Linked DNA regions of Mus musculus: region 2 is linked to region 1. The links are chromatin loops, found by intact Hi-C in ENCODE. Cell type or tissue: left cerebral cortex. All regions are shown on one strand. Each heading gives the region's core, and the rest is flanking DNA. Links, peaks and the distances in the headings are about the cores only.

What was found. Hi-C counts contacts between places; a loop is a spot of excess contacts. Peaks named below come from ENCODE experiments on the same cell type or tissue, not always from the same donor. Only the 100,000 strongest peaks of a DNase experiment are listed, where the experiment ranks them.
Region 2: a loop joins it to region 1, with 1.8 times the contacts of the local background. A loop is called at or near these places in 4 of 42 quality-filtered maps.

The regions. Positions count from the first base shown.
Region 1 is chr4:136,500,462-136,516,059 of GRCm38, reverse strand. All of the region lies in intron 1 of Luzp1 (leucine zipper protein 1), which reads right to left. Among named protein-coding and RNA genes, the nearest start is that of Luzp1, 38 kb to the right of the region's middle. In left cerebral cortex, for the core only: a CTCF peak has its summit at 5,982 (motif pointing right); no DNase peak of the experiment used is centred there.
Region 2 is chr4:136,378,441-136,394,038 of GRCm38, reverse strand. Gm31295 (a long non-coding RNA gene) reads right to left here and starts at 6,549. Exons shown (of 3, transcript XR_390837.3): 1 at 6,234-6,549; 2 at 5,965-6,153; 3 at 5,046-5,283. In left cerebral cortex, for the core only: no CTCF peak of the experiment used is centred there; no DNase peak of the experiment used is centred there.

The DNA of each region.
Region 1 (15,598 bases), core at 2,801-10,800:
TATAGTAAAAAGGCAAATACATACGTGATGTTAAGTTTTCTAAAAATGGTTTCCAGTGGTGACTACTATCATAATCAGGATTTTTTTTTTTTTTTTTTGGTTTTTTTTTTTCCAAGACAGGGTTTCTCTGTATAGTCCTGGCTGTCCTGGAACTCACTTTGTAGACCAGGCTGGCCTTGAACTCAGAAATCCGCCTGCCTCTGTCTCCCAAGTGCAGGAATCAAAGGTATGTGCCACCAACAATCAGTGAAGTTCTTCATTAAAAAACAAAACAAAAAAACAAAAAAAACAAAAAAACTAATACAACCACAAAAATGTTTGGAAGTATCAACCAAAGTAGAATAAATGACTTACCAATTTTATTCCTCGGTATATAAAACCAAGAGTAATGAGGTCATATATCTACCAAGACATATACACTAGAGTGAAAATGTTCATGGCAACTTTCTCACAGAGCCGAAGTGGGTATGATCCCAAGTGTCCATCAACAGTAAAACCAGTAACTTTGGCCTGGCCATACAATTCAATATCAATAGGATGTTGGGGAGTTGGGGGAGAGCCAGAACCAAAAGAATGCATACTATCGACTCTGTATGAAATTCAATAGGCAAAACAGCCAGGCCTACTGAAGAGCACTTATAAAAGCCATTCAAGAGGTTGAGACAGGATCTCTGGCTCACCCCCCCCCCCCAACCCCCAGCTACAGAGGGAGTTCAAGTTAGCCTAGGCAATTTAGTGACACTGTCTCAAAATATGTAAAAAAGTAACAGAAGGGCTGGTGGGTATACTCAGTGACACAGGGCTGCACCAGCATGCTCAAGGCCACAGGCTCAATCCTAGTACTGCAACAACAAAGACAAAGCTAATTAACAAAGACGGTGCAATAGCCAACTGGGCCACACAACTGGGCTACAAACATATCAAGACCCTGTCTCAAACAAACAAAAACAAACCCAGACATGGCGGTGCACACCTATGATCTCAGCACTTAGGAAGGAAGCAGGAGAAACTAAAGTTCAAGGCACAGTGAGTTGGAACCCAGTTTGGCTACAAGATACCTGGTTTCAAAAGAAACATAAAAGTTAATTAATTAATTTAATTAATGTCGACTTACTGAGGGAGCCAGTAATGATGAAGAATTATGAGGGAATGAATGTTCTGGAGTTCTGCATATAGTCTGTGTTTTGATCTGCTATGCACCTTAATATAAGTCATTTTTATATTATATACACATAAAAATTTATTGAACAATTTGGGTCGATTACTACAGATATATAATATAATCATAAGAAAACAAATATAAAAATAAAATCAAAACTTTAGACATTGTTATTTTGTAAAAGTCATATAAGCAATTCTAATATATATTATGTTAAAAAACTCAAACTCATGATTCCCTGGTCTTCTATTATAATATCAACTGTGAGGGAGAAAAAATAGATGAAAAGATGGGGGGGGGGTGCAGAATGAGGAGGGAAGGACTTAACTGAAAAAGGAAATGGTCAGAGCAAAGAGAAAAACAAAGGTCAGTTCTGATGTGCCTAGGGACACACACAGCTAACAGCAGCAGTTTTTGCATCTTAGTTCAGCTCTGTAATTAAACATTGGCTGTGACCCTTAGGCAAACTGCTCCATTTCCCTTAGGATTTCTTACAGCTTTAGTAACAAAGAATCCAGTAAGAACCAGGTCTCTTGACAGATCCTAGATTTATTCAGTATTGTAAGTGCCTATTTGTTTATTTCCTGTTCCAAACCCTACTCTTACTCTCTGAATAATATACCTTTCAGCTATTCAGAAAATTGAGGCAAGAATTCAAAACTTGCGTGGCTAACATACCAAGACTCTGTTTCAGAAAACAAAACAAAAGAAATAATATACCTCCTACTGCCCATGCTTACACAGTACTTCATGGCTCAGATGACCTACACTCATACACACTCTCAGTCCTCAAAACAATCCTCTCAGATTACAAGATTGCCAAAACTATTTTATATATTAAGAAGAAAAGCTGAGGCTCAACTTTTAAATAATTTCCTATCGGGAGTGGTTAAGAGCACTGACTGCTCTTCCAGAGGTCCTGAGTTCAAATCCCAGCACCTACATGGTAGCTTACAACCATCTGTAATGGGATCCTAACCTCTTCTGGTGTGTCTGAAGACAGCTACCTATACTCATATAAAATAAATATACATAAATCTTTTTAAAAGGAAAAGAAAAAAAATTGTTAGCCGGAGGTAAACAACTGAAGAAGGGTTTTCACTGCAGTTTCCTCAGGCCTAGGAGAGAGAAATTTATCACTGCTGCCACCCCTCTGGCCTCCCCAAATAGAGTAACCCTCTAGCTGTGACTGCAAGCTTTTCTTATCCCCCACCCCCACCCTCCACCCCCGACTATCAGCTTCACCAGCTATTTTTTGTTTTAACTTTTTATTGATTCTTTGTGAGTTTCACATCATGCACCCCAGTTCTGCTCACCTCCCCAACCCCTCATATCCACTGGCACTCTTGCAAACCTCCCCCCACAAAACACACAGAGGAAAATATCATGGAAGCTGTAGTATGTTAGAGTGTGTCCCACAATGTATCCCTCTGTCTACACATCTTTACTTGCAAACGAGTCATTGGTCTGGTTCAAGTTCTCTGGCTTCCGTGACACCATCAATACTGGATGTTCACCAGGACTCCTCCTGATTATATTGTTGTTGCCCTGTGTCATGGAGATCTTGCAGCTTTGGGTCAGCAGGGCTGGCCCTTTCACACATCCCAATCATTCTCAGATGATACAGATCTGGGCCTGGGTGGTAGCTGAACTAGTCAGTGTACCAGCTCTCCCCTATCCAAGCCACCAGGGCAAATTCTCCAGCACTGCTCCAGCTAGGCCACCCAATGCTGCCACTGGCAGGAGACAGGGTCAGCTCTCCTGCTCTCATGCCCTTGGGGCTGCTTACCCACACCCACAACTCCTGAGCCAGCTCCACTGTGCAGCCCAATCATGGCACCTGGCCTACTCTCCCAAGTGCTGCAGCTGGCCAGGGACAGGGACAGCTCACCTTCTCTCATGATGGGGGATGGGAGAAAGCAGTTCTTCCTCACTCTTGCCCTAAGGGCTGGCTCACCTGCACCCTCTTGACAAGAGCCAGCCCTACTATGGTGCATGCACAGATGAGGAGCAAGTTATTTTATTATAGTTTTGTTTAGTTGTTTTTGTCACTTTTGTGACAGACACTGAGAGCAGGACTGTGCACATGCTAGGCAAGTGCTCTACCACTAAGCCACAATCCCAGCCTTCATTTTTACTCTTTTAAGAAAAAATAAGGCCAGTCCAGGAAGGAAAAATCTCCAAGACTTCAAACAGTCATACTCATAAGCTTCTATTATGTATAAAGCTGGAGAAATTAGGGCAAGACATGTCCCAGCAGGAAGATATCCTCCCACCAGCCCTCATTCAGTCAACTGTTTATAGGACATTGTTTTACTTAAGTCTACTGCTTTCTCCTCACCATTCTAGCTTCTTCAAAGAGTTGAAATGACATCTTCTTGAGTCTACATTCTCCTGTACAATGATCAAAGTACCTAAATCAAAACTAAGCCACAAACTACATTTTTCTGACTTAGTAATTTAAACAGTCTTTTCCAAATTTTAAAATTAAAATTGTTTAAATACTTAGCCAGATATTCTTCAATGAATAATATAAGAAACACTAAAGAAAAAAAATAACCAAGAACACTAACACCTACATTGGGCACATATATTTATGGAAGTGCGATACATGAATGATAGCTGGGAACTTAAAATCCATTAAAAACCACTTGTGGGAAATAAAATATCTAGGGTGAGAACCAAGAGACTGGGCAACTGAGTCAAGCAAACTGGGTTTTAAAACAGTTTTACCAAAATATGCCTAGCATGCACAGGTTTTACGCACCATACACAGCACCTATGGCAGCCAGTGTAGCCCAAGTGAATACAATGGAGCTGAGCACAGCATGCGTGTTCTCTGCTCAGGCCAGCATCTAAACCAGCAGCAGCTCACCCTTGTCATCCATGACACCCCCTAACAATGCCCCGCAGCCCAGCCATAGCACTGCAGGAGTTAAGCCAAGCAGTCCTCAAACTCAGGAGGAAACGAGCATGCCACCTGACACTTCTCTGGCACATAAGCCGATTAGTTTGAGTTACAAACATAACTGCAAGATTCCAGTATGATGATGAAACCACTCTTTTTCTACAAACTAAAAATAACTTCTTTATCAAAATGGAAGCTTCTCCAAATATTTCTGCCCTGTCAGCAACCCAAAATTCTATTTCCCCAAATAGTTGATCTATACATATATTGTTACTGAACCTTAGAATCCACATTCCCCTATGCTCACATTACTCATCCTAATGCTCCCTTCAAACAGAACAAAAGCCCTAATGCCTTCCCACCTCTTGCATTTTAAGTTTCTCTTCCAATAACCAACCATGTACCAAGTTGTGGCTCACGCTTTGTGTTGAGCCACAAGTGGAAGAGCTGAGCTGTAGCAAACCAGAATGAAATGCAAAGAAAAAATGAGAGACAAGACAGGGCATGATTGAAAATCAGCTAAATGTTTTTTATTAAGAAAGGAATGGAAAGCTCTCCACCCACCTAGAAGAATATGAAGCCCTGTCCAGCATAGAGCCAGAGTATCCTATATAACTTTAGAGCATAGCCATTACATTTGTTCTAGAGTCAGATGTATCCAAGTAGCTGAGTGTTCTACAAGAATTATGAAGCTATCCTGAGTTGAAGTGACTTCTGTGTTGAAAATAAACTCCCATAGTTAAAGCCAAACAAGTTTGAATTGCAGATTTTTCCAGTCACAAGGAGAGGGGCTCTGCAAAGAACTAGAAAGCTATGTCCTTTGTATCTTAGGCTCAGTAGTAAGTCACCACTCCTTCCCAAAGCAAAAGCTGACTTGACTTCCTTGCTCTTTGCAACTGGCATCAGAAAATGCCACAGTGCTGGGCCACCCTATAAAGGCCCAACAAGGCATTTGTTATTAGAACAGTCACTTGGGATACACATTAATGCACTTCCTACAGATCCAAGTTTCAAATAGTCTTTTAATATCCTTCTGTTTTATGGTGGTTTTGTTTGTTTGTTTGTTTTCTGTTTTGTTTTGTTTTGTTTTAGATAGGGTCTCATATAGCTCAAGCAAGCCTCAAACTCACTATGAAGGCAAGAATGACCTGAACTTCTAATCTTCCTGCCTCTCCTTGAGTGCTGGATTACAGGTGAGCATACCATACCCAGTTTATGTATGGTGGGATAAATCTGGGGCCACATTAATATTAGGCAAGCTCTCTACCAACTAGCTCCTATGGCTCTTTTAACATTTTACCATCTCTTTAAAAAAACAAAACTAAAACTAGATTAGCTATAAAACCTATACTCATGGAAACATTTCTCAAAAAAAAAAAATTATCTTAGCCTGAGACCACCCAAGAAGCACAACACAGGATCTGTAGCCTCCCAGTCTACAGTCTATCCACCAAACTGCAGAGCCATGGAGGCCAGAGAATGGATGGTACAGAAGTTGAAAGCTATCACAGATCTCGGCATGACCAAAAAAAAGTAAAAGGCATATAGAGAGGCAAGGTGAAACTACTGGAAGTAATGAAGTGAAGAAGAAAAGTGGACTTGGACATTCAGTGGAAAATCACAAAGAAGTATCCAACATACACAAGCAGAGTACAAAGGACTTGAAGGCACCTGGATCCACTTACAGAACACTACCATATCCTCCAAGGTAGGACCAGTTGCTGCACAGGGTACGGCTATATGGCAGCATAAGGAGAAACACGAGTCAAAATCAGGATCAGACTGGGTCCCTTTGGTATTCTGTAGAAACATTCTTCAATACATGTTTGTTGAAAAAAAATGAGATTTATCTATTTTATGTGTATGAGTGGCCTAACATACATGTCTGTGTATCATGTACATGCAGTGCCCACAGAGGACAGAAGAGGGCATCTGTTCCCCTGGAACTGAATACAGAACAGCTGTAAGATGCCATGTTGGTGCTGGACACTAACCTGGGTCTTCTGCAGGAACACCAAACCAAGTGCTCTTAACCACTGAGCTAGTTTTCCACTCAGTTTTATCTGCTGAGTCTGTAGTTTTCAAAACTCTCCCTCAATCTGGAACCTGACTAAAAACTGTTCTTGTACTCAATCTTGGTTTCTAGGTAACACTAAAAGATAACTTTTTAATTTGAAATGAAAAGCTCTGGATTTATACTAAACAAGGCCATCTTTACTCCTGAGTTACATCTAAAATTCCCTGGCCAATCACAGTAGTGATTCCAGAAGATGGGAAAATAAGTCCCAGAGGAAATGAGCTTAAAGTTAGACCTAAGTATCTAGAACTTCAACTGTAGTACCTTTGCCACATCAGACCTCTTCACAAGACTATCATTGGCAAATGACTGAAGAAAGAAGGCAAAAGAAAGTAAATACAGCAAATGGTAAAAGAAAAATGAATTTACTCTTCAGTACTAAGCAGAAAAACCAGTCTTTCTTTGTGAACTCTCCATAGAACTTCGACCCAAGACCAGTTATTCCTTAATTTAATGACCTTTTCTCTTACACATCACATCATTTTTACTAAAAAGCAAATTGTAAATTACTACCCACTTCAATGAGCTAATCACTGGACTGGTAAAATCAGAAACAACCAACTGCAAGGATGGAAAGACATGAAAACTCTTAGATTAATAACAGGGTAGGGAGATATATTCAGGGTAATAAGACACTTATATTTTATTTGCAGGGTTTTGTTGGTTTATTTGGCTTATTTGTTTTAAGACAGGCTTCATTAGGCACCTCTGGCTTTCCTGGAACTCTCTATGTAGATAGACCTGACTAGCCTCAAACTCAGAGATCTGCCTGCCTCTGCCTCCTGAACATTTGGGATTAAAGGTTTACACACAGAGACTTGAGGGTACTTTTCTAAAGAATTAGAAAACTAGATAACTCCACCAAAGAAAACCTGACTTCATTATCTATATTCCAGTACTTAGATCTTGGAGGAAAATTCCTTTTCTTTGACTCTCAGCTTCTTTGATAGAAGAGAGGTTTATATTTATTCCAAAAAGCCCAACCACAAGAGGAGCTGACTGCACAAGAAAAGATATGAAAGTCAGACTTGCTCATAGGTATGGCATAGCCCTAACAGAGAATCATCTTAGCTATTAGGTCTCCCACAACATGACATTAACAGTAGTGCCATTAAAGCTGGGGTAACCATACACATCCTTCAACAGTGTGCCTGCCCACTAGAATAGTGGCTGTGACATTCTCGCATCCAATTCAACATCTACAAACAGCTTACATTTGCCATTGATGACTGCAATCTCCTCCTTTAAAACCAAACTACACATTATACATCTTCTCAGTGCCTTCATTTTGTTCACTTTCACTAAGATATTTTCATGGTAGAGACTTAATACTGTGTGAAAACTATAACATCTTTTTAGAGGGGGTACAGGGGGTTGGGTTTTTTTCAAAATAGGGTCTCACTATGTAGCTCAGGCTGTCTTGAAACATTCTGTAAATCAGACAAGACTCAAACATGAAGAGATTGATGTGTCTCTACCTTCCAAGTGCTAAGATTAGAGGTATGTGTCACTACATCTGATGAAAATTTAATCATAGGTAAGTAACTTTAATTTTCAAGATTTGGTTGTTTATTTTTGTTTGTTTGTTTGTTTGTTTGTTTATTATATGTAAGTACCCTGTAGCTGTCTTCAGATACTCCAGAAGAGGGCATCAGCTCTCATGGATGGTTGTGAGCCACCATGTGGTTTCTGGGATCTGAACTCAGGACCTTCAGAAGAGCAGTCAGTGCTCTTAACTGCTGAGCCATCTCTCCAGTCCTTGAATTTTCAATGAGCAGAAAATTCCCAAGGTATTGAATGTGAGCAAGGTTTTGCTTTGTTTCATTTTTGGTTTTTGTTGTAGAACATAAGTGTATAGCTGAATTGGCCTTCTCTATTCAGAGGTTTCTCCTTCCCAGGTTTATGGCTAAGGTGAAAATTAAGAACACTAATAGGAAAGAAGATAAAGGCTCCTTTTCTTTTTCCTGCTGTGGCATCAATACATCTTAGGGTAGGCAATAGAGACTAAAGCCAGACTTAAAGCTCTGTGGCACAGACCTTTAATCCCAGCACCCAGGAGGCAGAGGCAGGCAGATTTCTGAGTTCGAGGCCAGCCTGGTCTACAAAGTGAGTTCCAGGACAGCCAGGGCTACACAGAGAAACCCTGTCTCGAAAAACCAAAAAAAAAAAAAAAAAAAGTAAATACAAGATCCACTGGACATTATACAAGAATGGGTCTTAAGTAGGCAGGTGCTAGCCTGCACAGCCACTAAGCTCAGGGTAAAGATGACGACGTCTAATGACAAGAATAGAGAAAATAAATTTCAAACCCTGGTTTCAAACTTTGGTATTTGTTAATATTGCAAACTTCCTGATACTGTCCTCAGATGTCCATAAGTGGATATGTGGTAGAGCCAATTAATTTTTAATTTGCACTCTGGTAGTGGACTACTTTTTTTATGTTTTTTAAATTACACTTGTGGGAGTCACATCTCTCCACCATGTAGATCTTTCAGGAATCAAACTCAAGTGGCAAGTGCTTTTACCCACTAAGCCATCTCATCAATCCAAAACTACTTTATACAGGCTGTTAATGACTTGAATCTGGACTATTCTCCCCTACAGATGTATTCAGTACTCTTTGTCTCAGTTGGTGGCACTGTTTTATGGAGCTATGAGTTTTAAGAGGTGAGGCACTAAAATGAGCCTTTGAAGGTTATACAGCCTAATCTATGCTTCATAATCAGACAAGATATGAGATATCACCTCAGCCCCTGCCATCACAGACAGAAATGTTACTGTGGCCATGAATTTCTGACCATGATGTACTGTATCATCTAAATCATAAGCTAAAATAAATCTTTTCTCCTCTAAACTGTTTCTGCCAGATATTTTATTATAATGTCAAGATAAGTAAAAATGAATTCTAAGCCAGCCTGGACTTAAATAGCAAAATCCTTCTCAAATATTAATAATCATAATAACAAAAAGAATCTTTTTTAAAATTAAATGTAAATACACTGTAGCTGTCTTCAGACACCCCAGAAGAGGTCACCAGATCCCATTATGGGTGGTTGTAAGCCACCGTGTGGTTGCTGGGATTTGAACTTGGGACCTTAGGAAGAGCAGTCAGTCAGTATTCTTACAGGCTGAGCCATCTCTCCAACCCCCACAAAAACAATCTTTAACTTGATGCTTGCTCTTTTCCTGTTTTTTTTTCCCTTCATGGTTCTTAGCACTTCCTAAGACTTAATACTTACCTTCCTCACTAGAATGTAACTCCATTAGGAAAGGGGCTTCCCTACCACTACCACTGTATCCCTAGGACCCTCAAACAATACCTGGAATATAATAGGTATCCTTTATAAATGTTTATAAATATGGAGCTACTTCGGCCGGGCAGTGGTGGCACATAGATTTCTGAGTTCAAGGCCAGCCTGGTCTACAAAGTGAGTTCCAGGATAGCCAGGGTTAGACAGAGAAACCCTGTCTCGAACAGCCAAAAATAAATAAATAAATAAAATAAAATATATATATATGGAACTACTTCAGAAAGCAAAATATGGTCTTATTAGCCTCACTCATTTGCTGGCTAACCTCTAGGCAGTCACTTTCCTGTTTTGATGGTGACCACATTCAGCAAAGTGAATCTAGGGACTATCCTAGAGAGTCTCTGCCACCTGACTTTCACTATGATAATACAATTTTCTCCCTAGCTGAACTACAACTGAAGCTTAAAGATCCAATCTATAGCTGTTTTCAAATGACTTACATTCCACAGGAATGACCTGGCTCCTACTATATGAGAAGCCAAATTCAGTGCTGGGAACACCAATGTGAGAGCTGCAAGTTTCAACAGCACAATACAGCATACCACACAAAGATTGCTACATTCTGTTCTGCAATGGGTCAGCCAGACACTTCCTGCCCAGACATAACTAATTAACCACATGTCCTAGATTAGGATTACTATTGCTGTGATGAAACACCATGACCAAAGCAATCTGGGGAAGAAAGGGTTTATTTAGCTAATTCTTCCACATTGCTGTTTATCACTGAAGGAAGTCAAGACAGGAACTCAAACAGGGCTGGAACCTGAAAGCAAGAGCTGATGAAAAGGCCATGGAGTAGTACTGTTTACTGGCTTGCTCCTCATAGTATGTTTAGCCTGCTTTCTTATTGAATCCGGGACCACCAGGCACCACCCACAATGGGCTGTGCCCTTCTCCATCAATCACTTAAAAAAAAAAAAAAAAAAAAAAAAAAAAGCCTTACAGCCAGATCTACAGAGGCATTTTCTCAATTGAGGTTCCTCCTTTCAGATAACTCTAGCTGTGTCAAGCTGACATATAACTAGCCAGCACACCATGTATGTGTCTATATTCATCTGTGGTCAGAAATACCTTGGACAGCACATACTAAGGTCTATGTATCACTTTATTCCTCAAAACAACCCTGGGGCTGGAGAGATAGCTCAGTGACTAACAGTGTGTACTCTCAAAACCGAAACAAGAAAAAGGAAGGAAGGAAAGGAAGAAGGGAGGGAAGTAGAAAAGACTCAAACTCACAAACTCACTCCCTTTGAATAGTAAGAAACAACAGAAAACAGCTTCCAAAATTGAATTTAACATAATCCATTTTTGCAAAATTGGGAGAGGGTGGGTTTTTGTTTTGTTTTGTTTTGTTTTTAATGGTTTTGTTGCTTAAGATACAGTCTGGAATATGTTAGCCAGGATAGTCCTGAACTTGTGGACTTAAGCAATCAATCCTGTCACCTCAATGTCTTAAGTGCTGGGAGGTACAGGTATACGCCACCAAGCCAGAAGAGAATTTGGATATAAATTAAGCCAATCCAGGTACTGTACTAAAGGGGAGATATAAAATAAAAATCTAAGTTTAAATTATTAAATAGTGATAAATTCTCTTGCTTTTCCATCTAACAATGGTATCCTAAAATTCAAATTTGACAAAACCAAAACAAACAAACAAACAAACAAACCACTATTACAGTATTATGTGAAAATAACAAGTGCGCAATGAACCTTGATAGTAGAGCAATACCACTCAACCCACAAAGAACTACATTACAGCCTCACCACAGTGGAAATACTGACATAAGATTCTTAAATTCCAACTAGTTTGTCCTTCAGAAAGGATGTGCTTTACTTATCATCTTTTTTCCGGGGGCGGAGGGAGCGGTCGATATTACCTCTCTAACAACACCACAGAGTCTCTCAATAGTCAAGACTGGGATATAGATCTAATCATATACTGTTTGGTTTTAAGAAGAATTTTCAACAATAGCCTTACCACATACTGTGGCGGGAGGATGATGGGGACTGCATTTCTCTATATCCAGTCAATAATTCCCTCCTTTCATGTTATGGTTTGACCCACTTGAGACATCTGTTGTCAGTTCTATTAAATCAAATTCAGGGGGAGGAGGAGAACAATACAACTCCAGAAGACTTCTTCTAAGGACTCTCCATAGGGGAGGCCAATAAACACCATCAGCACATGCCTAATGTCGGGCTTATTCTTCTATAGCAAATTATAAAAAAGCAAGCCAGCCAGTCATAAAAAGACACTCAATAATCTCAAATTTTAGACAACATTCAGAAAATGCCTTCTACCAGCCAAATTATCTCTTTACCACTTGCTTTGCCTCTCTCGGCACTCACTGCTGGTAGCTCCTGTACCTGCATGGGCTCCAGAAGCAGAGTGCTAATGTACCTCCTATGGGAGGGCCCTGGGCTACATCTGCAATGAGCACCCAGGAAGTACAGCCCACATCTGATGTGGGAAAGCCCTGCTCCAACAAATAAACAGTAACATTTACAAAACTGGATTTGTTCTAAACACTTATTTTTCTATAAAGTATGTGAATACAGTCACTGACATGAAAAGAAAGGATCAGTTCTAATTAATGCCACAAAGTACTTTTTCCTATTGATAACACTGTTGAGGATGGTATTAAGCAATAAAAGGGTTTTTTAAAGTCAGAGTTAAGGTAGGGAAAAGAGAAATTGTACAGGAGCTGTTATGATTGTGTTATGTGTGTGATTACTCTAAAAAAGACTAATATTTTAAATATTATTAAGCCCACCATTCTCATTTCTAGCCCTCAAATATAAAAGACTATGACTCTATCAAATGTCAACTATAGTGAGGATAGTAAATCTTGCAATACATTTCAACAACTACATTCAACATTTCCCCATCCATCCCTAAACAAAAAAACCTCAACTACACAGCACCTATTAATAATATGAATTCTATCCTAAGTAGGAGCTCTTTCCTAAAGATACATAACTTAAAAAATCCTGGGCTGGAGAGATGGCTCAGGGGTCAAGAGCACTGACTGTTCTTATGAAGGTCCTGAGTTCAAATCCCAGAAACCACATGGTGGCTCACAACCATCTGTAATGACATCTGACACCCTCTACTGGTATGTCTGAAGACAGCTACAGTGTACTTACATATAAATAAAAATAAAAAAAATCCTTCCCATTAATTTCCAGAATGTGTCGCTATATCTATGTATAAACCACATGACATAAGTGACAGAATCCAATTAGAGTTGGATTTATCTATGTCTGTGTGTGGGGTGTGTGGGTGTGGGTGTGTACATATATGAAAGCTATACGGTTTCTTACTCAAAAGCTCCTTGTGTTTACACCACAATTTTACTAACTCCAACTCAAACTTAAAACTGTAGAACTATAATTTCTTTGTAATTCTACTAATAAGACAATTAATATAATATTATTTAGTAGGATACGCTGAAAGAAAAAGTGAAAGTCAATGAAACCGGAGGCTCTTCGGGTTTCAGCAAGTTAAAGGCTTTTGTAATTAGTCTGCTGGTTTGGTTTTATTTGGTTTTCTTTGAAACAACATCTCCCTATTTAACCCAAACTAGCTTCTATCTGGTCTCCTCCTACCCCAGCCTCCTAAGTGCTAAAATTGCAAGCATAAGGCTAAAAATAAACAGTTTCTTAAAATCAAGCCTCTTCACACAGGTGTGGTGGTGCATGTATCTGTACTCCAGGCACTTGGAAGCTGAAACAAGAGGATCTTGAAGTCAAGACTATTTAAACATCACCAACATCAGACTCTATCAATGGATTGAATATTTTGGTTGTCTTATGGAATATAACTTGGATTCCTCCATGTCTTTCCACCACACAAAGTAACTCTATGAGTCTGGTTATTACCTTCTCCTACCTTGCAACCTCTCCCACCATTCCTAATATCATGGTGTCTATCACTTTGTAATTCAAGTCACAGGTCAAAAGTAATTTCCTCAGAAATGCCTTACCTGATGATCTGGGCTAAAGCTGCACTCCTCTCCTAACATGTCTCCCCAACTGGGAATCTATATCCAAAATTATACTACTACTATGTTTGTTTGTTTGTTTGTTTGTTTGAGACGGGGTTTTTCTGTGTAGTTCTGGCCATCCTGAAACTTAGAGATCTGACTGCCTCTGTATGCTGAATGTGGGACTAAAGTAATCTGCCACTGCAGCCTGGACTACTGCTATGTCTTTTTTTTTTTCCCTAAAAATAAGCTGCTTTCTTTCCCAAATAATTTGTAAACTCTACAAAGATAAAGACTTTGTTAGTGTTGTTTAATCACTATATCCAATACCCAGAATACTGTACAGCATACAAAAGGTAGTCAATAAATATTAACCAAAGACTGTATTTGCTCACTCTTACACAACACTATAGGTTTTCTCAAGAGCATTAACATTGTTTTCTATTTATTTCCCACAGCATCATACTGATTAAATGTATAAACGTGACCAAATAAAAGTTTTAACTACTGAGCAAAGAAAGAGTTTCCTTTTCTGTTATAGTCTTCCAATCTGTTGGCGTCTTTTTTTTTTTTTTTCCGAGACAGGGTTTCTCTGTGTAGCCCTGGCTGTCCTGGAACTCACTTTGTAGACCAGGCTGGCCTCGAACTCAGAAATTCACCTGCCTCTGCCTTCCAAGTGCTGAGATTAAAGGCATGCGCCACCACGCCCTGCACTGTTGGCATCTCTAAGTCAACAAATTACTCATTAACTACCTTCTAAAATTATTAACTAAGTATTATTAACTAAGTATCTACCATAAGCCAAGTTAGGCTGCATTCTAGGCTTTTTTGCTTTGCTTTGGTTTGCTTTGGTTTGCTTTGGTTTGCTTTGCTTTGTTTGTTTTCAAGTGATCTCACTCATCATTGATTGATTTTGTTGTTGTTTTGTTTTGTTTTGTTTTAATTTTGCAGAGCTAGGAATCAAATACAGAGACTCACCACTTAGCTCTCAGTCCTGATATTCTGAACAATCTAATACTTGAACATGAGCCAAAAAAGCCCTTGAACCTTCTCCTGCTTTCATTCTGGTGATCTCATATTTTATTGACCAAAGGAATTCAAGTGGTTATTGCTACCTGCAGGGCATCACTTAAATACAGTGGTATTTTTTTCTATGTCAAAAGAGACCATCTCTCTTTAGTTACTGTAAACCTTTTTAAAGTTTTATGTTATGTATATGAGTGTTTGGACTGCCATGTATGTCTGTGCACCATATACATATGGTGAATACAGAGGCCAGAAAAGGACATCTGATCACCTGGAACTGGAGTTACAAACAATTGTAAGCTACCATGTGGATGCTAAGAACTGACAGAGCAACAACTGCTGAGCCATCATCTCTACAGCCCCCAATTATTATACTTTCAAAGAATATTTCTTAAAAAGCCAAAAGCGATATTCCTAAGAGATCAGGAGGCATCTGGACTGAGAAACTATTTTTCTAGGTGTGATAATATTGTGGTTGTGGTAGATGGTACTCCTTCATTCACACCTGCATTTCATCAAGTAGTGGGGGGGGGGCATTTTAGGTTGTTTTTTTTTTTCCCAGTGCTGGAAATCAAACCTAAGTCTTCACACATAGTAGGCAAATACTCTACACTGCTGAGCTGCATCCCCAGCCTGGGGGTAATCATAGTCAAACAGTTACTTACAAAAACACATACTATAGAGGGTTATTATGTGCATTTTTCTAGTTATAACTACCTGGTGAACTTTCAGTACAGGCTTAATAGTAAATTGACCATAATTGATTCAGAGACTACTAAGAGGACACAGAAACCAAACCACTAAAACATATAAAATATTGGCAAAGGAATAAAGAATTAAAAAAAAAAAAAACTTATCAAGGCCAAAACAACTAACAGGATCAAGCCCCTTCTTCCTGAGCAGAAAAACTAACCACAGAACTGCAGTGACAACGTATCTGAAAAGGGTTTTGTTAAGCTCATGAGGATTTGAAAATACAAATTTTCAAATTTGTTGTTACTTAAGTATATGTTAAAACTTTAGTTTAGGGCTGAAACAATGGATGGCTCAGTAGTTAAGAGCACATACTACTCTTCCTGAGGACCTGAGTTCAATTCCTAGCACCCATATCAAGTAGCTTATCACTGTCCC
Region 2 (15,598 bases), core at 4,247-12,246, 120 kb after region 1:
GGCAGTGCCTGCGGTGACACTCTGTCTTCCTCTCAGAGATCAAGGGTGGAGACTGACTAAGTTGGGCGAAGGACTTCCAGCTTCCTGAAGGTGAGTGGCTAAGACAACACTGAGAAACAGAGACAGGTGGCTAGCTCTGTCCCCAAGAAAGGGACCTGAACTGAAATTATCAATCTAAAGGACAGACATAGTGGCTCTTGCCTTTAATACCAACACTCAAGAGGCAGAGGCAGGAGGATCTCTGTGAGTTTGGAGCCAGCCTGGACTATATAGTGAGTTCCAGGACAGCCAGGGTTATGTAGAGAGACCATGTCTCAAAACAACAACAACAACAACCCCCCCCCAAAAAAAAACCCAAAACAAAACAAAAACAAAAAAACAGGACTTGAGAAAATTACCAGGGCTTGAGAGATACTCAGTGGTTAAGAGCACTGTCTGCTCTTTTGAGGACCTGGGTTCAATTCCCAGCACCCACATGGCAGCTCACACCTGTTTCCACTACCACAGGATCTGACGCCCTCACTTAGAGACACACATTTGGGCAAAACATCAATGAACATAAAATAAAATTAAAAAAAGAAAGAAAAATGTCTCCATAAAATTGGGCTGAAACAAACAAAGAAATAAAGAGATGAATAAATAAATTTGGGCTGTAGTTTTCTTACTTTGTGATTGATGGCGAAGGGCCCCGCCCATTGTGGGGGGTGGGGGGAGCACCATCCCTGGGCTGCTGTGCCTGTTTGTTTTTTTGTTTTTGTTTTTTTTTTTTTTTAGAAAGCAAACTGAGCAAGGGATAGGGGCAAATCAGTAAACAACACCCCTCCATGGCCTCTGCACCAGCTCCTGCCTCCAGGTGATGGACTACTAGGTTTGAGTCAGATTAACCCTTTCCTCCCCAGCTTGCTTTTTATCATCCTATTCCATTGCAGCATCAGAACCCCTAACTAAGACCGGAAGCTAGCTCCACGGACTCCTTCCCATCGTGAATCCCTCCCAAAGTTCACTTTGTGTCCAGTGGGCTGTGGACCCCACTGAAGACCACAATTTAAACAAATGTAGGTCTGTGTGTGCTGGATCACACCTGTAAGATCAGCACTCAGGAGGCTGAGGCAGGAGGATCGCTTTGAACTTGAGGGCAGTCTAGGGAGTTTCGGGTCACCCTGAAATATGAAATTAGAGCCTGCCTGTGAATAAACAATAAATAAAAGTGGTATTTGCGACTTCACGGTGGCAGCGCTTATCCTATATGTTCCCCCGGAGGTAGGCTCAGGATTCTATCAGGGTGCTCTGAACACTAAGAGGTAGTTATATGCGCTTCTCGTATGTAACAGTGTATTTTACAATTATTTCAAGTTGGTGTTAAAAAAAAAATCAAATAGCTGAGTGTGGTAGCAAACACCATTAATCCCAGCATTTGAAAAGCAGAGGCAGGTGGATTTCTATGAGTTTTGCTAGCTTGCTGTACACAGCCTAATCCAGGCCAGCCAGGGCCACATAGTAAGACTCCATCTTAAAAGAAAATGGCAGGGGTCAGGGGGAAGGCTGGAAGATGGCTCAGCGATTACAGCAAGCGCTTGCTGAGTTCGGGTCCCAGGTCCTGGGATATCCCACATCTTAGGCCTCTCAGGGCAACTGCAGCCATGTGCACGAACCAATACACAGGCACACACAAGCACCCATACTAAAAAATAAACTACTCTGAAAAGAGAGAAGATGAGCAAATGTGTCAGGTCTGCGGGGAAGCTTAATAAGAGAGCACAGGCCCAGGGTTCCTTCTAAAGACTCAGCCCAGGAACACAGCACAAGGCTCCTCCATCCCCATCCCTGGCTTGTGGTGTCCTCTCAGGTCCCTTCTGGCTGTACAGACGTAGAGAAGACTTTGCTGCAGCAGGGAGAATAAGAGCCACAGTCTGACAACCCGTGGGAATACCTCCCCACTCAACAGCAAAAATGTATTTCTGTCTTGACATCTACAATGGAAGCTTAATTGCTGATAAGTAGCTGACAACCAGTAGATGCCATCCGGGAGCTAAATCTATAACAGACTCTAGGAGCTCCTTCAGAATGCCAGGCTCCTAGTGGGTGAGGGGGAGCCAACAGATTGGGGCACAGTGCATCATCAGCTTGGTCAGGGAACCCTGGGGTCAGGGAAGGCAAACTCGCCCTACCTCCATCCCCCATCCCCCATTCCCCCAGCAAGGAGTGGCAGCAGAGACAACAGGTGCCACTCCGAAGGCCACTTCCTCCGGGGCACTGTGGTCATTGCTTTTGTGGTCATGTAATATTGCGGATGGCACTGTAGGCGCTGTGGTGAGTCTCAGTGAGGGCCACTACTTATCTTACTGAGGACTTACTGTGTGCCTGTCTGTCTCCTGAGCATGTGAGGTAAAACAGTGCTTTAGTGTTCGAGACTGTATGACCAGGGGTCCAAGGTTCTGTTTCCAGCACCCACATTGGGTGGCTCACAACTACCAGGAACTTGAGCTCCAAGGGATCGGAAGCCCTCTTCTGGAATAGTCAGGTATATCACACGCGTGGTTTGCACACACACTGTGGTGGACGAGGGACCTAAGCAAGCAGTCTGGCTCAGGGCCAGGGCTCTACCTTCCTACACTCCTATACAAGATCACTATATCTTACAAGATCACTCCAAAAAGCCTGGTTACTGTCATCTCATCTTAAGGATAGTGACCAAGACTCGGGTAGATCGAGTGACGCCCTTAAGGTTGTATTGCATATATGTGGCAGAGTCAGGGTCCAGTGGAAGGCTTATGTGTAGTCTTTAGTTTTTTTAAAGATGTATTTATTTTACGTATGAGTGCTCTCTCTGCATGCATACCTGCGTGCCAGAAGGGGGCATCAGATCCAAGTACAGATGGTTGTGAGCCACCATAAAGGCACTTGGAATTGAACTCGGGACCTCTGGAAGAGCAGCCAGGGCTCTTAATCGCTGAGCCATCTCTCCAGCACCCAGACTTATACATATTCAAAGTCCTTGCTTCTCACTGTCCATCCTCTTTTGGTGAGTTTGTGCCCAGCTCTCTGAGGAGCCACTGAGACAGAAATTATAAATGCTCTCTCAGGCAGGACACATTTATCTTTGTTATGGAGCTGTCACAGAATCGATAGATAGAAAGTCCGCTTTGTAAGCAAAGTGTTAGGTAAGACACCTGGTCACAGCCAGGTCATACTCAGTGACACAGGATGAGGACACGGGGCTTGAATTGCTTCTGGCTCTAAGGCTGGAGTTGCCAGGAAGCTCAGGTTCGAAGCCCTGCTTGGGGCTGGAAATACAGTGCTCACCTTGAATGCACAACACCCTAGGTACAGTCTTCAGTGCCATAAAGCCAAAGCAAGGCACAGAGCCCCTAGAAACACCCCCTTTCCTTTCTTATCCCTTCAACCCCCATCCCCCATTTTTAAAAAAAATTTATTTATTTATTATATGTAAGTACACTGTAGCTGTCCTTAGATACTCCAGAAGAGGGCATCAGATTTCGTTACGAATGGATGGTTGTGAACCACCATGTGGTTGCTGGGATTTGAACTTGGGACCTTCGGAAGAGCATTCGGCGCTCTTAACCACTGAACCATCTCGCCAGCCCCCGTCCCCCATTTTGAAACAGGATCTCAGGTAATTCTGGCTGTCCTTGAACTCCTGATCCTCCTGGCTCCACCTCTCAAAGCTGGGATTAGAAGTGTTCACTACAGAGCTTGGCTCAACTCTCTCCCTCACCTCTTGCCAGAGGAGAAAGTCCAGGATGGGTATGCAGGGATTCCGTTAGTGTCCGTGGCATACTGACTACAGGGGTGACATGATGGTTTCTTCTTTCACAGTTCTACTGGAGGTGGAATGGGAAGGCTGAGGCTGGAAGCCCCGTAGAAGTGGAAGACTGGGGCCAGAAGTGAAAACCTGGTAAACACATCCTGCGTGGAGTTAGGAAACTGTCCATAGATTCCCCCAGGTGGCTTTTCCTAGGCGAGTCACCTATACAAACTCATTAGACTGTGAGCACTCCAAGGGGACAAGAGCCTGGAGCTCTGTCGCCTGGGCTCAGATCTCAGCTTGGGCCCCTTGTCCATGTGGACAACTTCCTTTCTCTCCCTGTGCCCACAGTTCCCTCATCTGTGAATTGGGAACGAAATGACACCTGTTCTGCAGCATGCAGTTAGAGTTTATGTACATTGCCTGCAAAATGCCTAGAGCAGTAGGGGTTTTTGGGTGTTTCAGGTTTGGGACGGGGTTGGGAGAGGGGCAGGGCTGGGGTCCGGGTAGGTATGATGTAGTGAGTGCTGCCTCTTGTCCTTACTGAACCTTGTATCCCCTAGGCTTGGCACAGGAAATGCTGATGGCAACAGGTGACTTCCAGCTCTCCCTGTTGTCCCATTTAGGGATGAAGCAGCAGGAAACGGCTTCAGTGCAGCGGCCCGCAGCACAAGCTTGCCAGCCTCTGCTGGCCTGGCTGCACTTAAGAAAATCTGTCTCTTTTGCCCTCTGTCCAGCCTCAGCCGCCCCCTCTGGGTGTTCCCTAAGTAGCTTCTGTCTGAAAGCAGAGAACTTATAGCAATCCTCCTGCCTCAGCCTCCTGAATGCAGGGATTAGGAGCATGTGTCACCACATCCAGATCTTTTTTTCAAATTAGGTGAGACCTAAAGAAATGTTAAAAATCTTAAATAAATTAGGAGACAGGTAGAACCAAGATTTGAACTCAGGCTGGCCTTACTCTAGAGTTAGAGCTGAGGAGCATGGAGCCTGAGGCTGTTAGGAGACCATGGACCTTAACCAGCTTTTTGCCAGTATTAAAAATACACGAAGCAACAATTTCTTTTTTTTTTGAAGGATTTATTATTTTATGTATGTGCATACACTGTCGCTGTCTTCAGACACACCAGAAGAGGGCATCAGATCCTATTACAGGTGGTTGTGAGCCACCATGTGGTTGCTGGGAATTGAACTCAGGACCTCTGGAAGAGCAGACGGTGCTCTTAACCACTGAGCCGACGGTGCTCTTAACCACTGAGCCATCTCTCCAGCCCCATTGTTGTTGATTTTCAAGACAAGGTTTCTCTGTGTAGCCCTGACTGTCCTAAAAGTCCCTCTGTAGACAAAGGTGGCCTTAACTCAGACAGCTGCCTGCCTCTGCCTCCCAAGTGCTGGGATGACAGGAGTGTGGCAGCACACCTGGATGAAAAGAGATTTCTTCAGCTCGAAGATTTGGAGTTAGTTGCATTTGGTCTCTGGGGAAGGTGCGTGGAATGTCAGGACAGAGTAAGTGTTCACATCTGGAAGCAGTAAGCAGAAGGGAGAGGGTGGGAGCCAGCCTTGCTCCCTCATAAGAACCCCCTGTGAGAAGTATCCTAATCTTCTCCCAACGCAAAGCCCAGCAGCCCCCCCACCCCCCACCTCACCGTGCTGACTCAGGGACTTTACATTGACCCAGCCCCGGCTTTGATCGTCCTTATGAGAGCTCCAGCAATCAGGAAGCTGAGGCAGGAGGATGGCTGTGAGTTAGAGACCAGCCCACAGTGTAAAACTATGTTTCAAAACATAAAGGGGGGCGTGGAGAGGGAAAAACAGAAGAGAGGAAGGAAGAGGGGGAGGAAGAAGAGGAGGAGGAGGAGGAGGAGGAGGAGGAGGAAGAGGAGGAGGAGGAGGAAGAGAAGGAGAAGAAGAAGAGGAGGAGGAGGAAGAGGAAGAGGAGGAGGAGGAAGAGAAGAAGAGGAAGAGGAGGAGGAGGAGGACGAGGGAGCACCAGCCAGCAGAGCACTTGCTTAGCATACATAAGACTCTGCATTCAAACTTCAGCACCACAGATTATTTTTGAAAAAGTGATAAAAATGTAGATTTGGGGGCTCAGAAGAAGGCTTAGTCAGTAAAATGCTTGCTACACAAGTGTGAGGACCCGAGTTCAGATCCCAGCACAGCACCTATCTAAACAGTTAGGTGGGGTTGTGTGCACCCACCTGCCTGGAGCAGTTCAAGGTGCGAGCTCTGGTTAGCTCATGGGGAAGAGAGGGGTAGGAACTCCACCCGAAGCTGATGCAAGTCTTAAAGCCAGCGCTCCTCCTCAGGAACTGCTCTCCTCCGCTCAAAGATCCGTCCTCCCACAGGGACAAATTGGTATTCTGTCCTCTGGCTTCCAATTCTGTTTGCTATGAGATAACAGCCTTTTTTTTCAGAGTGGTCCCCCCTCCCCACCTCCCTCACCCCCACCCCCCCACCCTCTGCTCACCCTGAATCCCAGTACAAGGCTTCCTCAGATGAGGAGACATTCAAAGGTCTCCGGCTCTGAGCTGTCTTCATTTCACCTTGTCTGCCGAGAGCCAGCGCTGTGGTTTCAGGCTGCCTTGTGCCTCCCCGGGAAACTGTCTCCAGAGTGTGACCCATACAACGGTTAGTGAGGACGCGTCTGCTGTTCCTAGCACAGAAACACGGTGCTCCAAAGACTGACCTGGAAGCTGTCTACACTGCTGCAGCACCGGAGGAGACGAAGGACGCAGAAAGCCATGCTCCCGTTGCAGGCATTTACAGTTAATTAGGAAGGAAGAACATAGGAACAATTACAGATTGGCTAATACCCCCCAGGTGCAAATTAACCTAATTCCCAAGCTGCCGTCGCCAAGGTCATCATGACCCAATATAGCCAGCCTCCTGGAGCGAGGTGCCAGCCATGGCCTCCCTTTAAGCTGCCTATTTGGAGTTGCCAGCATAGGGAATTATCTCCTCACCATGTTTATAACCCTCTACTTTAGAGAGCAATTTTTCTCTAACATTTCTTTCTCTGGCCCAGCCCTAGCAGGGAGACGGGAGATGGGACCGTTGAAGACTGTCTAGACTTCCAGCCTTCAGGCTGAGACTCGCAAGTCTCAGTCCAAGTTCTGCATTTAAGGTAATGCAATTGTGGGGCCAGCAAGATGGCTCAGCAGGTAAACATTTGCCGCCAGGGCTGAAGACCTGAGGTGTCGAGATTCTGGGAATCTACCAAGTCCTGAAAATTATCCTCTGAACTCCGCCCACATGCCATGGCATGACCTGACTCCTGGCGCCAACACACACGTACAAATAAATAGAAAAAGAAATTGTAAGATTAGACCATCTGGGGGCTGGTAAGATGGGGCAGCGGGTTAAAGCGCTCACTATACAAACCCGATGACCTCAACTCCATCCCAAGGCTCCTTGATGAGTTTCAGTATCAATGGATAGAGTGAATAAACTCCCCAGACTTGTCCTCTGATCTACACACACACACACACACACACACACACACACACACACACACACACACACACAGAGTATACTTCCTATAACTATCATCATCATCATCATCACCGTCATCACCATCATCACCATCACCATATATAAATAAAAAATGTGAAGGGGGCTGAAGAGATGGATGGCTCAGCAGCTCAGAGCACTGACTATGCTTCTGGAGGACTGCGGTTTGATTTCCAGCACCCTCATGGCTGCTCACTATAGTCTATAACTACAGTTCCAGGGGATGCAACACCCTCTTCTGGTCTACATGTCGGCTACATGACGTAGACAAAACACCCATCCATAGGAAATAAAAACAAGACAAATCTTTTAGAAAAATTACTTAAGCCAGGTTGGTGGCTTCCCCCTTTTAGCCCCAACACTTGGGAGGCAGAAGCAGGTGCTATCTCTTGAGTTCAAGTCTAGCCTGTCTTACAGGGCAAGTTCCAGAACAGCCAGGGCTACCCAAAGAAACCTTGCTCAAAATTCATTCATTCATTCATTCATTCAAAAGTAATACAACTTTTTGTTGTTGTTGTTTTTGGTTTTGGTTTTGTTTTTTTTCGAGACAGGGTTTCTCTGTGTAGCCCTGGCTGTCCTGGAACTCACTTTGTAGACCAGGCTGGCCTTGAACTCAGAAATCCACCTGCCTCTGCCTCCCGAGTGCTAGGATTAAAGGCGTGCGCCACCACACCCGGCATAATAAAACTTTTTATTTACATGCAATGCCATTTCTCTCCTTAGCTCTCCCATCTGCAAAGAGAAGAAGACAAAACGTGCCAGCCTTTCTGCTCATACACATTTCATCCCATCAACCCATCCATCCATCATACAGTAGACACCAACATGGTTCCCAAATCTAACTGGATGAACATTCTCTCCCACGGCTGATCTGACCCATCCCCTCCTCTGAACCCATTTCTTTATCTGCCGTGGGAGAGAGCAGATAGAACTATAGACATTTCAACGAAAAGATCCAAATTAGAGGCAGATTACACGTGGGAAGGAAGGGGCAGACATAAGATGCTAACCCCAGAACTTGCAAGATAGAGATGGGAGGAGCAGGTCAACCTAGGCTACATCAGAATTTAAGGCTAGCCTGGGCTACGTAAGAAGCTATCTGGGAGAAGGGGTAAGAGGGCTGATGAGATGGCTCAGTGGGTGAAGATAGTTGATGTCAAGTCTGCTCACCTGAGTCTCACCCCCCCGTGCCCCACACAGGGGAAAGAGAGAACTCCTTAAAGTTGTCCTTTGACCTCTATGGCAGCATTTGGGGGCTTCCTCCTATTCCCCAGAGAAGGGATTGCTGTCAGATGCATCAAGATGAGGTAGTGGGGTAGCCTTGGGGGTGTGTTTTTGTATCTGAGATGAGAAGAGACCTTTCTCCTCTCTCACTGTCTGTACCTTAACTTCATCCTTTGGGGCTTTGCTGGGACGCTGCAAAGTCACGATCAACAGGAGCGTCAGCTTGTCTCCTAATGTCACTAGTACAGAGACGTTTGTTCTAGCCAGTAAGTGAATCCTGTGGTTTGAACAATGTCCCCCCCAAAGGCCCAAGTGTTGAGATATAAGATGAGAAACCCATGACCCATGAAGTTTTTTTGTTTTTGTTTTTTATTTATTTTTTTTTTTAAAGATTTATTTATTTATTATATGTAAGTACACTGCAGCTGTCTTCAGACACTCCAGAAGAGGACATCAGATCTTGTTACAGATGGTTGTGAGCCACCATGTGGTTGCTGGGATTTGAACTCTGGACCTTCGGAAGAGCAGTCGGGTGCTCTTACCCACTGAGCCATCTCACCAGCCCTGTTTTTGTTTTTTAAAGCTGCATGTAACAGACAAAGCAAGCTCTGAAAAGCCCATTCTAAGAGCTGCAACCTTTTCACAGCAAGGGTCTCTGAGTCCCTAGACTCCTGGGTCCCTGTTGTTTGCCTCTTACTGGAAGTGCACAGTCTTTTCCTCCATGCTCCCTGCTTATTCTGCAGCAGTGCGTCTCTGCTTGATTCTTTGCTCAGAGACACAAGTGGTACCGCGAGGGACTGACTTAGGCATTAAAACTGGACAAAGTAGCTGGGTGGTGGTGGCTCATGCTTTACTCCCAGTACATGGGAGGCAGAGGAAGGAGGATTTCTGAGTTCAAGGCCAGCCTGGTCTACAGAAGGAGTTCTAGAACAGCCAGAGCTACACAGAGAAACCCTGTCTCAACAACAACAACAACAAAAAAAACAAAAACAACAACAAAAAAACAGGACTGAAGAGATGGCTCAGAGGTTAAGAACACTGCTCTTCCAAAGGTCCTGAGTTCAATTCCCAGCAACCACATGGTAGCGCATAACTATCTGTAACGGGATCTGGTCCCCTCTCCTGGCTTGCAGGCATACATGCAGGCAGAACAATGTATACATAATAAATAAATTAACCTTAACAAACTGGACAAAATGCAGAAGCCAGCACAGGGTCCTTGTGAACCACAGCCTGAACAATCCAGGCCAAGTTCTGGTGGCAATAAATGCTGTGTAAGAGACACACATCCAGCCACCCAGGGAGGGCACTACAGGGATCTCCTGGGACTCAGAGAGGCCAGGGAGGAGCCAAGACTTGAAGGCCAGGAAGAATTAAGTGGGCAAAGAACCAGGAGGCTTTAATGGGAGAGAGAGAAAGCATTTGGGCAGAGAGAATCGCATATGCAAGCACTCTCTGGCCTCAAGAGAAGGCCAGAGTGGTTGAAAAACCAAACTCAGGAAGAAAGCGGTGCCCGGGGAGGCAGGGGTCAGGCTGGGCTCTGCTTCAGAAGCCAGAGGAAGAATTTTTACTTTTGGCCTGAGCCACTGTGTGTTTAAGTAGGGTGTGATTTCTTGGCAGTAGGCCTATGCCCAAACTGCAGTGGCTCTCTGCCTCTGCCACCGCCCGCAGTAAGGCCTCTTTGAACGTTACAGCCTCTTGGCCCCTTTGGTCCATTTTAGCCATTCTATGGGCTACATAAACACCGGTGTGTGAAGCACAACATGTGAGCTTCCAGCTAGCATAATTAGTTAAAATAACATAAAAGAGCCTGTGACTACGCTAGCTATCGGAAGAAATCGGAACCATCAGTAAATGGTGACCAGCAAAGGTCTGACATTGTAGAAGGTTATAAATTGACACTCATCTATGTTCCCTGCATACGTGGCCGTTATCCACTACAACACATAAACCCCATCCTTTGTGTTACTCCAAATCTGCACAGCCCGTTTGCACACTGTGTCATGGTACTCTGTCTTGTCTCTCTTTGAGGGGAGGGTTGAGGCAGCGTGGCCGAGAACTTGGTACCCTGCCTCCTCAGCCTCCCAAGTGCTGGGATTGCAGGCGTGGCCACATCTAGTTTAAAGTTTTGTGGGGATGGGGTTTGGAGGACTGGAGGGGCTGGAGAGATGGCTTCCAGTTAAGCACACTTACTGCTCTTGCAGTAGACCCAGGTTCAATTCCTAGCACCCATATTGGGGGCAGAGGGTTACCACTGCCTAGCACTTCAGCTTCAGGGAGGGGATCTGCTGCCATCTTCTGGCCTCTGTGGGCACTGCACACACACACACACACACAGCACAAACATAATAAGGTCACTCATACGTATAAAGTAAAAAAAAAAAAATCTTTAACGTCTTCTCGCTAACTAGGTGTGTGTTTCACAGCAATTTCTACCACCTGAGGTTCGTTTAAAACTTTGGGAGGAGTCAGAATAAGCCAGCCCCTCCCCCTCCCCCCACCCCCACAGCCACACTTGATAAGCACACGTTGACCTGTACTAGTGCTTCTGTCTAAACCCGCACAAGCCTCCTAGCCAGGGCCTGGCGCATGTTAGGAACGACAGGTGGAATTCAGGGACAAAAATTATGTGCTGTGTTAACCTTTGCTGTTCCTGCTGGTAATAAAAATAGCCAGCATTTCCTGAAGGCTCCCCATAGGAGAGGTCTCCCACGCCACGGAACTTCCTTTATGCAATGCCTCACGAGTAATTGTCTGCTGTCCACGGAGAAGATATGTCATTTGCCCAAGCTGGCATTTCGGTTGAACGAGGGCAGGAACACAGAGCCTGTCTGCTTTGCATTATGTCTGTGCACTGTTCTTCATTGCTAGATAGTGCCAGCCAGACATGGCTCTCCCATGTGAGACCGCTCTGCAGGCCACCACTCCAACAGGCCAACTGCAGGATGATTTCAGCTGGGTCTCTAGAAGCTTTGGAAACTTCAAAGCAGAGGCAGGCAGAGCTGGCTCTGGAAGGACTGAGCGTGGGTCTCAGGACTCTTAGCATAGCTCAGTGACAGCTGTGTTGTCTGATCTTGATTGTTAACCTGGCGGGAAGGAGAGAGTCCTGGGATGGGAGGAAAGCATGCTCTGGGTGTGAGGGCACCCCCCCCCCCATGCCAGGGCATCCCTCCAAGACAGAGCATGGGTGGTACTGGGTGAGAGGCTAAGGGTGGGATGGGATACGGGAGAAGAAGCCTCTAGCACAGGCATGCTCGCTCTCTGCTTCCCAGCTGTCGTGGGTGAGCAGCGCCTCTCACCAGCCCCTCTCAGATGCACGGAGCAGCAGGGCCAGTCTCTCAAACCAGAAATTAAAGGAGTCTTTCCTCTCATATTATTAACTGTTTTCATTGCTGTGACAAGATTCCTGCCAGAAGTGACTTTATGGGAAAGAAGGTTTCTCTGGGGTCATAGGTCAGAAGGGATTTGGAGCATCGTCGGCATGAGGGCTGGAGGGGCTCAGTCTGTGGCAGCAAGGCCCTGCATCATGGCCTGCTCAGATCAGATGGAGCAGTAGAATGAGTCCACAGCAGGGCCAGGCTACAGCTTTCAAATGCCTGCCTTCTGAGACCCACTTCTGCCTGCTGTGCCCCCAGCCACGTTCAGTCCATGTCTTGTACCCTTGGGGCTGGGAAGAAGGATCAGTTAGTGAGGACCTGAGCCTGGATCCACAGCACACATATAAAATGTTGGAAATAGCAGGGCATGCCTGTGGCTTAGCAACCTCAGCATAGGGAGGCAGAGACAAGGAGATCATGAGGGCTAACTGGCTGGCCAGGAATCCTATTGCGCTCCAGCTTCAGTGAGAGACCTTGCCTCAAAAACTAAAGTGGAGGGGCTGAAGAGATGGCTCAAGAGTTAAGAGCACTGATTGCTCTTCCAGAGGTCCTGAGTTCAAATCCCAGCAACCACATGGTGGCTCACAATCATCTGTAATGGGATCTGATGCCCTCTTCTGGTGTGTCTGAAGACCATGATGGTGTACTCATATACATAAAATAAATAAATAAATCTAAATAAATAAAAAGTAAAAAAAATAAAGTGGAGAGATTGAGGTACGCACTTGATGTTGATCTCTGTGCTTGGCCTCTGTGCAAGCTCACACACACACTCATGAACACATGCATACATTCAAAACCATGACAAAGAAAAATACTGTCACCAACTAGTGACCAAATGTTCAAATACAAAGTGTGAGCATGTTTGTGTTTGTGTGTCTGTGTGAGCAGGTATGTAAGCATGTGTGTGTAAGCATGTGTTTGTGTGTGTGAGTCTGAGTCTGTGTGAGCATGTGTGTGAGAGCATGTGTGTGTGAGCATGTGTGTGTGAGCATGTGTGTAATCATGTGAGTGTGTGTGAACATGCATATAAGCATGTGTGTAAACATGTATGTGTGTGAGTGAGTGAAAGCCTGTGTGAGTGTGAGTGTGTGTTTGTGTGTGTGTGTGTGTGTGTGCGCTATGGTGTGGGGACGGGGCATCTCTCATTCAAACCATCATATCTCGTTTAAACTGTTTCCCCTCAGGCGTTTGTTGTTCTGTGAAAAGTTGGACCGACACACTAGCCCATGTTCAAGGATTGTTTGTTGAATTAAAATCACTGTTCTCATTCAGATATAAAATACCCATCTGAAATATCTTCCTTAACTCAATATTGAGAAAAGCAGAAGACGTTAAAACCGTCTCAAAGGAGAATACACATCACAGACACTTTTCATCAGGAATATTGACACAACGGACTTCTCTGCAGTCAGAGGAAGCCAATAGCACTCCTGCCAGACGTGTCTGCAGGTCACAGACAGGAGCTATTTCACTTGGTCAGTTCTCTCCCGTTTATAGGTTTTGGACTAGATGTAGCTCAGTGGTGGAATTCTGTCTAACATGTGCAAGGCCCTGGTTTGATTCCCCAGAATTACATAAGAAAAAAAATTTTTATACAGTACTTGGGAGACTGAGGCAGGGGGATCATTGAGTTTGAGGCCAGCCTGGTTTAAGGAAAACCTGCCAGGAATGTTCCTGATGTATAAACGGGAGTGTTGAGGCCTCCTGCCCCAGCATGGCTGTAGCCATTTTTTTCTATGCCTGCAAGCTTTTTTATATTGTTGTAACATGCCTGCCAGTCATTGACACAGAAAAATAATTTGACTCAAAGCAAAGTCAGGCTGATCACACATCCTGTTATGTTCTGTATGTTCTGAGTTTTGTTAATCTTAAGAAATTCCACAAAGCTTTACGTAGAACCCATCAAATTAAAGGTCAGTATGAACTGTTATGTTTGACATGGCTTGAGTCAGAGCCAACCACTGGGCACCACTTCCTGAACCACCTTGGTCGGTATGTTCTCTCTCTCTCTCTCTCTCTCTCTCTCTCTCTGTGTGTGTGTGTGTGTGTGTGTATGTGTGTGTGTGTGTGTGTGTGTGTGTGTGTGTGTATGTGTGTGTGTGTTTCCTTTATGAGCTGACAAGAAAGATGTTCATGACCGTGGCTCAGTCCCAGATCCTGAGCTATGTCCTGATCGATCAGTAGTAGGGTGTGCACTCAATAAACCATCCCTGCCTGAATTCGATGGACGTTTGTGTGGTCTGTAGGGTGACTCATGGGCCTCAACACTGAGGACTTCAGTTCAGACCCCTAGAACCCCAAAATACTCGGGCACGGGCATAATCCCAGTGCTGAGGAGGAGGAGGCAGGGGGATTTCTGGAGTTTGCTGGTCAGACAGCTTGGCTGAACATTCAAGCTCCACATTCGGCGAGGGGCCCTGTCTCAAAGGCGGAAAAAGAGTAAGGGTGGCAGCGTTGGCCACACACACTTGTCATTGTGACCAAACATCTGACAAGGAACAGCATAAGGGGGAAGGCTGACTTTCCCCTTGTGGGGGACAGTGTCCAGCATGGCTGGGAGGAGCAGGCCCCAGCTGTGTGGGCACGAATTGGCTTATACTGGACACCAGGAAGCAGCAGATGGGAATGTGGTACTCAGCTGGCTTTCTCCCGTGATGTGGAGAGCTGTGCCGCGAGCAATCACGTGTGTGCCGTGAGCAATCGCCATTATAAGATGGCGCTGGCTTCCACTGCGCCTAACTAGTAAACAAGCCTTATGCGCAAGTGCAAGAGTGAACTCACGCCTAGTCACTGCCCATCTCACGGCGTAGTAATGGGGTAATGGGCGAGCAACGAATCAGGAGCTGTCACGCCACATCAGGTGCTGAAACGTCACACTGCGGGCTATATAAGCAGTGCCATTTTCCCGGTTCAGGGTCTTCCCTCCTGATAAGTAAGCAATAAAAGCTTTGCCGCAGAAGATTTCGGTTGTCCTGAGTGTGTTCTTGCTGGCGGGGACAAAAGCTCGGGCAATACCGTATGTCCTTTCTATCAGTCTGGGGTCCCAGCCTGTGGGACTGAGAGGGTGCTGTTCACATTCAGTGTGGGTCCCCCTCAGCTAATCCTCGCTAGAAACGCCCCATAGATACACCCAAAGGCTAGCCTCATCCCAGCAAGTAGTCAGCCAAAAATTAGCACCACTCCATCCATCGATGGCTTGAGGCTAGAGTAGACCACAGGCCAAGGGAGTCAGTGGTCTCTGGATGCTGGAAGAGGTAAGGAAATAGTTTCTTCCCGGAGCTTTCAGGAGCACGGCTCTGTGAACCTTGACTCAGTAAGGTACATTCTGGACTTTTGACTTCCAGAGCTTAGGGCTCTGTGTGGTGTGTGTGTGTGTGTGTGCGTGCCCTGGGGATTACGATGGGGGTCTTGTGTTGTGTCATGGTATGCACAAAATCTTCCCCTGAGTATATACATCTGTCTTAGAGTTTCTATTCCTACACAAACGTCATGACCAAGAAACAAGTTGGGGAGGAAAGGGTTTATTCAGCTTACACTTCCACATTGCTGTTGATCACCAAAGGAAGTCAGGACTGGAACTCAAGCAGGTCAGGAAGCAGGAGCTGATGCAGAGGCCATGGAGGGATGTTTCTTATTGGTTTGCTTCCCCTGGCTTGCTCAGCTTGCTTTCTTACAGAACCCAAGACTACCAACCCAGGGATGGCACCATCCACAATGG